Linked DNA regions of Homo sapiens: region 1 is linked to region 2. Evidence: read pairs that join two places in POLR2A ChIA-PET (ENCODE). Cell type or tissue: PC-9. All regions are shown on one strand.

What was found. ChIA-PET counts read pairs that join two places held together with the same protein. Peaks named below come from ENCODE experiments on the same cell type or tissue, not always from the same donor. Only the 100,000 strongest peaks of a DNase experiment are listed, where the experiment ranks them.
Region 1: POLR2A ChIA-PET joins it to region 2 with 5 read pairs; 2 of 35 experiments call an interaction of 5 or more read pairs at or near these places.

Annotation. Positions count from the first base shown.
Region 1 is chr3:152,968,151-152,972,150 of GRCh38, forward strand. No RefSeq gene overlaps it. Among named protein-coding and RNA genes, the nearest start is that of P2RY1, 140 kb to the left of the region's middle. In PC-9, no CTCF peak of the experiment used is centred here; DNase peaks (open chromatin) are centred at 951 and 1,951; H3K27ac peaks cover 1,688 bases.
Region 2 is chr3:152,907,217-152,911,216 of GRCh38, forward strand. No RefSeq gene overlaps it. Among named protein-coding and RNA genes, the nearest start is that of P2RY1, 74 kb to the left of the region's middle. In PC-9, no CTCF peak of the experiment used is centred here; no DNase peak of the experiment used is centred here; H3K27ac peaks cover 770 bases.

The DNA of each region.
Region 1 (4,000 bases), 61 kb after region 2:
GTTTACCTATTTTCATTGTTCTGGGAATGTGTTGTAATTCTTGATTTATGAACTAGAAGACTAGATAGAGTATTGAAATACCAATGCCATAAGACGTGATGTGCAAATTTATAATTTAAATTCCAAATCTGTGATACCTTATTTCTTCATCTTTTTCAGTTTTTCATATTCCCTGAAAAAAGAACCAAAGGGCCACCTATCTTGTTACTCTTGAAGCATAATATTCTTTGACAGTCTGTACACTAAATCACATTGGAAATGCACTGGGAGAATGAGATTCAATTCTTCTTGGCCTCTTCTCTGTTACCACCCACTATACATACAAGAGGTTTTGACCTAACCCTATCAGGAAATTGGTTGCTTTAGAATTTGAAGAGGCAGGGAAAACAGACACATGACCTGACACTAGGCCAGAACTTATAAGCATCTATTTCCAGGATGACTCAGACCCGGCTTCAGAAAGCAGGACGATCGACTGAAAAATACAATGAGCAGAAGCCAGAGGGAAAGAAACTTTGACTCTAATCCAAAAAATAAATTCACAGATCTAAATCCAATAGTCAGTGCCCATGTTACCCTATCAGAAACATTTCCAAAGCTGATCACTCCTTCCTCCTGAAGCACTTCCTTCACTTGGAGTCCATCACAAGTGTCTCTGGTTTTTTTTTCTCCCTGACTGGTCACTGTTGTTCTCAGTCTGAAGTCCTGGCTTCTGTTCTTGCCCCAGCTTCTTAACATCAGAGTGTCCTGGGGCTCAGTTCTTGGTCCTGTATCTTCCCTATCATGCACTCTCTGTTAACCCAGTTGTGTTATTTTAAATACTCTCTGGTAGGCCAACAATCTTCAAATGTATCCCAAATCTTCAGCAGAGATCTCTCCCTGGACCTTTAGGCTCATAACCCTCAACTGGCCATGTACTCTAGGATGGATGTCACAACTTGACATGTCCAAATGGAGCTCTTGATCTTTCCCTCAAACTGTCTTTCTCACACTGGTAAATAGCAACAACATACTTCCAGTTGCTCAGGTCAAAAACCTCAGAGTCATCCTGGATTGCTTTCTTTACTTAAGAGATCACATTCAACCCCTGAGCAAATCTTGTTGCCTCTCTGTTCAGAATATATCCAGAATCTGACCACTTCTCACTATTTTCAAACAAGCAGCCTTGCACCCCTGGATTATTATAATGACTTTCTAATCAGTCTCTCTCCTCCTATCCTTATTCCCAAACAGAAAATTCTTAAGATAGCAGCCAGAGTGAAGTACTTACACTGTTAAGTCAAAGCATATCAGTTCTCTTTTCAAAATCCTGTAATGGCTTCCCATTTTATTCAGCATAAAAACGTTACAAAAGCATTCAGAGCCAATGTGGTCTGGCCCATCCATCCCCTCTTTGACAGGCTCTTACTATTCCCTGCTGCTGGATCACTACTTCAGCTATGCAGGCTGCCTTGCAGGAATTCCTTTGCCTCATTTCTTTCTTTTTTTTTTTTTTTTGGTAGAGACAGGGTCTCACTATGTTGCCCAGGCTGGTCTTGAACTCGGGAGCTCAAGTCAGCCTCCACCTCAGCCTCCCAAAGTGGTGAGATTACAGGCATGAGCCACATTGCCTGGCCTTCTGTTGCCTTATTGCTTTGCACTTGCTGTTTCCTCTCTTTGGAAACCTCCTCCCCTAAATATTTAGGTAAATTGTTTTCTTACCTCTTTTAAATCTTTGCTCAAACATTCCTATCTCTGGATAGCTTTCCCTGATGGTCCTGTTTATTATTGCAACCCACCCACACTTGACACTCTTATCTCCTTTCATGTTTTATTTTTCTCCATAGCATTTACCATCTTCTAGCATTCTGTAAAATTTACTTATTTATTCCTTAACTCTCCATCTCCCCAGCAAGAAAATAAGATCTACAAGGGTGGAGACTTCTGGTTTGTTTGCATTTTTTGCTGATGTGTCCCTGCCATCTAGGACAATGCCTTACATACCACAGTTGCTTAGTAAATATTTGCTAAATGAATGCTGATGCCATGTTACAGAGAGTCCTCTATCTCATCCTCTTCTTTATTAAACAAATTTTCCTCTCTATTAATTGCTCAAGAAAATGGTTTTTTTTAAAAAAAAAAGATACAAATAAAAAAACAAAACTAAAAGTCTCTGTTCTCAAATAAATTGGTCTTAGTATCATACAAAATGTCAAGTTTAGGGCTGGAAATATGGTGAGCTGAGTTGAAAATTGGTTTTAAAAAGAAATAAAAATAAAAATCAACTGGAATTAAGACACAAACCTTGTTTTTTAAAATCAAGCAGTCTTCAAAATATTTTACATACATAAAGCTATTTTGTTTAATAGGCAGAGCACTCTTTACTGAGTAGCTTCTTTGTGGCCTTACACTTTGTCTCAGGAGAGTTTTCTAAAACTAATGACACAAAGAATCAAGAGGTTCTCAGGAAGCTGAGGCAGGAGGATTGCTTAAGCCTAGGATTTGGAGACCAGCCTCAACAGCATAGTGAAATCTCATCTCTAAATAATTTTTTTTAATTAGCCACGTATGGTCGTGCACACCTGCAGTCCCAGCAATTTCGGAGGCTGAGGTGGGAAGCTCTCTCTTGAACTGAGGAGTTCAAGGCAGTAGTGAGCCATGATCATGCCACTGCACTGTAGCCTGGGTGTAGACTGAGACTCCATCTCTGAAAAATTGTTCTTTAAAAAGAGGAGGACTTGACGCTAACTTAAATTTTTTTCTTTCTAGCAAAATCTAATCTGGGCTTTTTATCAACTGTTAGAATCTTAAATAAAAGAGGTTTTGATAGCAAGCCATAAAATGAAGGTAAAATGACTATGCAGTTAGAAGGTACTTAATGTCAGCTCCTCATCTGACTTTTCTGAACAAGCACTTACTTGCCTGTGGTGACTGGGTCTGAAGCCTTCAAGTGTCTACTTTGGACTCAAATATCTTTATTAGTCCTCCCTGCACATGGACTACAGTACTTTTCACTCATGTCCAGTAAACGTAACTCTCTAGCATGGAGCCCTCGTTGGGACACTTAAATCCTAAGGGATGAAAGGAGGGCAGGTCTCGGTGTTTCCCAATCCATGCTTTTCTCTACACAGAAAAATATTCACCTTTAATGTCCAGATCTATGTGTGTCTTAAAGAGTGGGGAGATGGGAGTCATGCATATTTAAAATGGTCTTTCTTCTTTATTTCCTATTGCATAACTTTGTTGGAAGTGTTCAATTGTCTAGAAAATAATAATAATAATTTGTTTTAAAAAAAGTCTAGTATTTGAACATTAGAACTTTGAAATAACTTATTTTACTGCCCAAAAAGAAAATGTCACTTTTCAAAGAAAATTATGTGTTTTGGTAAAAAATATATATATATATGATAGTTTCTAATCAAAAAGAGGTTAGTCTTGGGCTCTGGTCTCAACCCATCTTCAGATTCAATCCCTACTCCAGTTACTTCAGCTTCCAGTGATAATCCGCAAAGCTTGTGTGCTTTCTATGTGCCAGCTATTAAGGGCCTCCTTAATGTGCCAGATGTCAGGCAAATAATTCTGTCAGTGTGATGTTACCTGGCTTGTCCAGATGTCTTCATCAACAACAGTGATCTGTCCATGGAACTTTTAATTTTTAATCTTCAAAATTTACCTATTCTGCATTTCATCTCCTTAGACCTATGATTTTTCTTTCCAAGAGTCAATTATTCTTTTTGGTTTAATGTATTACATCTTGAGATATGACTGTTCTAACAAAGGAAGATCCCTAGTGCAGGGAATTGAGGCACCTAAAACGACACTGTTATAGTGAAAAAAGAACATTAGATTATGAGTAAGAAGACTTTGGCTTGAGTCTCAGCTCTATTATTTATTAGCTATATGGTCTTAAGTAAGTCACTTAAATTCCTCAAACATCTGTTGCTACATACTCTCCCTATTTGATGTGGTAGAGATAAGATCACAGAATAATATGTTCAAATAATATTATAGCATTCTCAAC
Region 2 (4,000 bases):
GCCAACAAACATTTGAAAAAATGCTCATCACTAATCATCAGAGAAATGCAAATCACAATGAAATACCATCTCACACAAGTTAGAATGGCAATTATTAACAAATCAGAAAACAATAGATACTAGTGAGGCTGCAGAGAAAATGGAATACTTACATGCTATTGGTAGGCATGAAAACTAGTTCAGCCACTGTGGAAAGCAGTTTGGATATTTCTCAAAGAACTTAAAATAGAACTACGGATTGACCTAGCAATCCCATTACTGGGTATAGACCCAAAGGAAAATAATTCATTCTGTCAAAGAGATACATGCACTCATATGTTCGTGCAGCACTATTCACAATCGTAAAAACATGGAATCAATCTAGGTGCCCATTAACAGTGGATTACATAAGAAAATGTGGCACATATACACAATGGAATACTACACAGCCATGAAAAGAATGAAATCATGTCCTTTGCAGCAACATGGATGCAGCTGGAGGCCATTATCCTAAGTAAACTAACACAAGAAGAGAAAACCAAAAACTACATGTTTTCACTTGTAAGTGGAAGCTAAGCATTGAATACGCTTGAACATAAAGATGAGAGCAATAGACACTGGGGACTCCTAGACAGGGGAGGGAAGGAGGCGAATGTGGGTTAAAGAACCACCTGTTCTGTACTATACTTACTGCCTGGGTGGTGTGATCAGTGGGACTTCAAGCCTCAGTGACATGCAATTTACCCATGTAACAAACCTGTACATTTACCTTTTAATCTATAATAACAGTTGAAATTATTTTTAAAATTCTTATAACACTTTTTTTTATCTTTCTCTGTTAAAAGTTCATTTTCCATATATAAGTTAATGGGGGGATTAATAGAAGAAAGGACTCCATTGTTACAGATAGTATCTTCTGGAATTTTTTTAAGTAATCATATTTGCAAACTAAGAATTGCAAGGTCTAGAGAAAGGTTGACTATATATTAGTGAAACTGAAAAGGTTCGAAGATGGTAACAGATAATTTTAAAAGATTGGTCAGTAACAAATACCAACTAAAATAAAACCCAATATTGTAGGCCTAAATAGGTGTGATTGAAAGTCCATGATAACAAATAAAATGTTTTTTTAACTTTTATATAATCAACAGACTTTAAAACCCAGCTGAAAAGTGTTTTAAGAAGCATTTAACTACACTGTATTTCAATACAAATAAACTGTACAAACCATATAGCCTCTGTTTTCCAGTTCAAATTCACACACTTACTAAATATAGGGCACCATGATTAAAACTTTATATATTTTATATCACTTTATTCTCACAACAGTGCTATAGTGTAGGTACTTTTCTTATTTTATTTTTTTTTTTTTTGAGATGGAGTCTTGCTCTGTCTCCCAGGCTGGAGTGCAGTGGCGCGATCTCAGCTTACTGCAACCTCTGCCTCCCGAGTTCAAGCAATTCTCCCGCCTCAGGTTCCCAAGTAGCTGGGATTACAGGCGCACACCACCATGCCCAGCTAATTTTTGTATATTTTTTTTAGTAGAGACGGGGTTTCACCATGTTGGCCAGGCTGGTCTCAAACTCCTGACCTTGTGATCCGCCTGCCTCGGCCTCCTAAAGTGCTGGGATTACAGGCGTGAGCCACCACGCCCAGCCTTCTTATTCTTTTATTACAACAGAAGAAACTGATGCTCAGAGAATTTGCATGACATGCTCGGAATCACATTGTTACTAAAGTAATCAATCAAAAGCAGACAGGCCATTTCCAGAGCATAAACTTATTCATCTCTTGGAAGAGCTAACACTCTTGATTTGTAAAATAATCTACAATTTTATTGAGTGTTCATCAACCCTTTACTATGTAATAACATCTAGTTCTAATGAGTAATAATTAAGGAATTATAAAAGTAAGTTTTCAAGTATAGATGAAAGTGATTTGTTTTTAATTTAGGGAAGGGAAAAATGGTGCTAAGTAATAGCACTGGAAATCAATAAAACATTATTCAAAGAATATTACTTCTGTTCTCAATAAGAACTAAAGAAAGTAGAGTTAATCCTGCAGTCTGTGAGTTTATCTTTAAATGTGAGAGAAAGAGAAACCTTAATTATCAAAATATTCCTCACATTAATCTTGGAAAGTGATTTAGAGTACACCTCAGTGAGCCACTGAGCCAGCACCCAGCTCTTCTGACCGTGCCCAGGATTATCTACATTTTGTCATGCTATAATTTGAAGTTGAAATACATGATTTCTCAAGGTCCCCCCATCATGCCCAAATTGTACAATCTATTACTTGTATAAACATACAGAGTATCTGCCAGCTTTAATAAGACGTAGGGAAATAATACACACACACAAACACACACACACACACACACACACACAGAGCTGTTTAGAGTATGGCATCAGGCTGCTCTTCTGTTCTTGTTATCTAGAAATAGCAGAGGGACCTTGGGTGCCCCTGACTATTCTCAAACAGGCATGCCCAGTAGAGTTGAACTTGGCTGCCACACACAGTGATTCAGCAATTTAACAACAGAGAATGTGAGAGAGAGAGAAGGAGGATTTTTCATATTGGGTTTGGATAAGGCACATATTTTGTTGTGCACAAATAAGGAGAGATCTAGAGTTGTTAATTTTGTTAGTTATTATAAAACTCAAATAATTTGTATAACTGGCTGGTTTATGACCAAAAATGCTATTTGCCTAATGAGCATTTAGAACGTGGAAACTGATTTTGAAGCTTGTAACAGAAATAGGATAAAATAAAAATAAAATAAAATGATGTTTACAGAAATGTATCTGTATTACATGGCTAAAGATATGGGAAGTTTTTTTCTAGTTATGAGACGTGTTCTACTTAAATTGAATAGACATCTAGGAGAGAGAGATTGAACATTTTATTAATCTTATTTTACAAAAGAGGAAGGGGAGGCAACAGAACATTAAAGGATTGTTTCTCAAGCTACATAGCAGGATGCAACATCTGAATGGCATTGCCCCCAAAATCAGCCTATGCCCACCTCAGTCCATTTGCACTGCAATAATGAAATACCACAGACTGCGTAATTTATAAACAATAGATATTTATTCCTCACAGTTCTAGACACCAGGAAATCCAAGATCGAGGAGCTAACAAGTTTGGTGTCTGGTAAGGGCTGCTTTCTGCTTCCAAGATGGCTCCTTGTTGCTGTGTCCTCTGGAGCGGATGAATACTGTCCTCATGTGGCAGGAAGCAGAAGGTAGAAGGGCAAAACGGGGCTGAACTCACTCCCTCAATCCCTTTTATAATGGTACTAATCCCATCCAGAAGGCAGAGCTGTCATGGCCTAATCACCTCCATAAAGGCCCAACCTCTTAATTCAGTTAAGTTTCAACATGAATTTGGGGACACAAACATTGAAACCATAGCAATGCCTCACTCAACAATAATGTTTTATGAAAATGTAGTATCAACTCTTCCTCAGATTGGCAGGTTTAAAAAAGCTAACCTTAATGTGAACTCTATCAATCTTCCTATCAAATAATTAGATGTGGGAGTGAATGGCCCCGTGAAGAAATGACAGCAAATAACCTTTTCCAAACCAACATTTTTTTTTCCAAGAAAACTTTGGCTTACTGTTTGTGGCTGCTTGGGTATGTGACTTTTTTAGATAAATAATTAGAAAAAAAGAAAAGGTGCAACCCTCCAAAAGGAAACTTGAAATCATTAGTAAAGAGAGAAAGAGACTTTCAAAGCCTAATTCTAAATTCCTTTCGGAGGTTCATATGAGCACTTTAGCTCTAGAACAATGTTTCCAGAAACACAATCTATCAATAATGACATTTATAGGTCAATTACTATTACCTGGGGAATTTGGTCTACTCTTATTTTACAGTATATCTGCCAAAAGAAAATCATATATGGCATGTTTTGACTTGGCTCTAGGCTTTCTCAAAGCTTTCATTTCTTTTTCAGCTGCAACTGTGAAACTTACCTGTTACTCTTTGGCCCAGAGCCAGTTCGTCACTAAATCTAC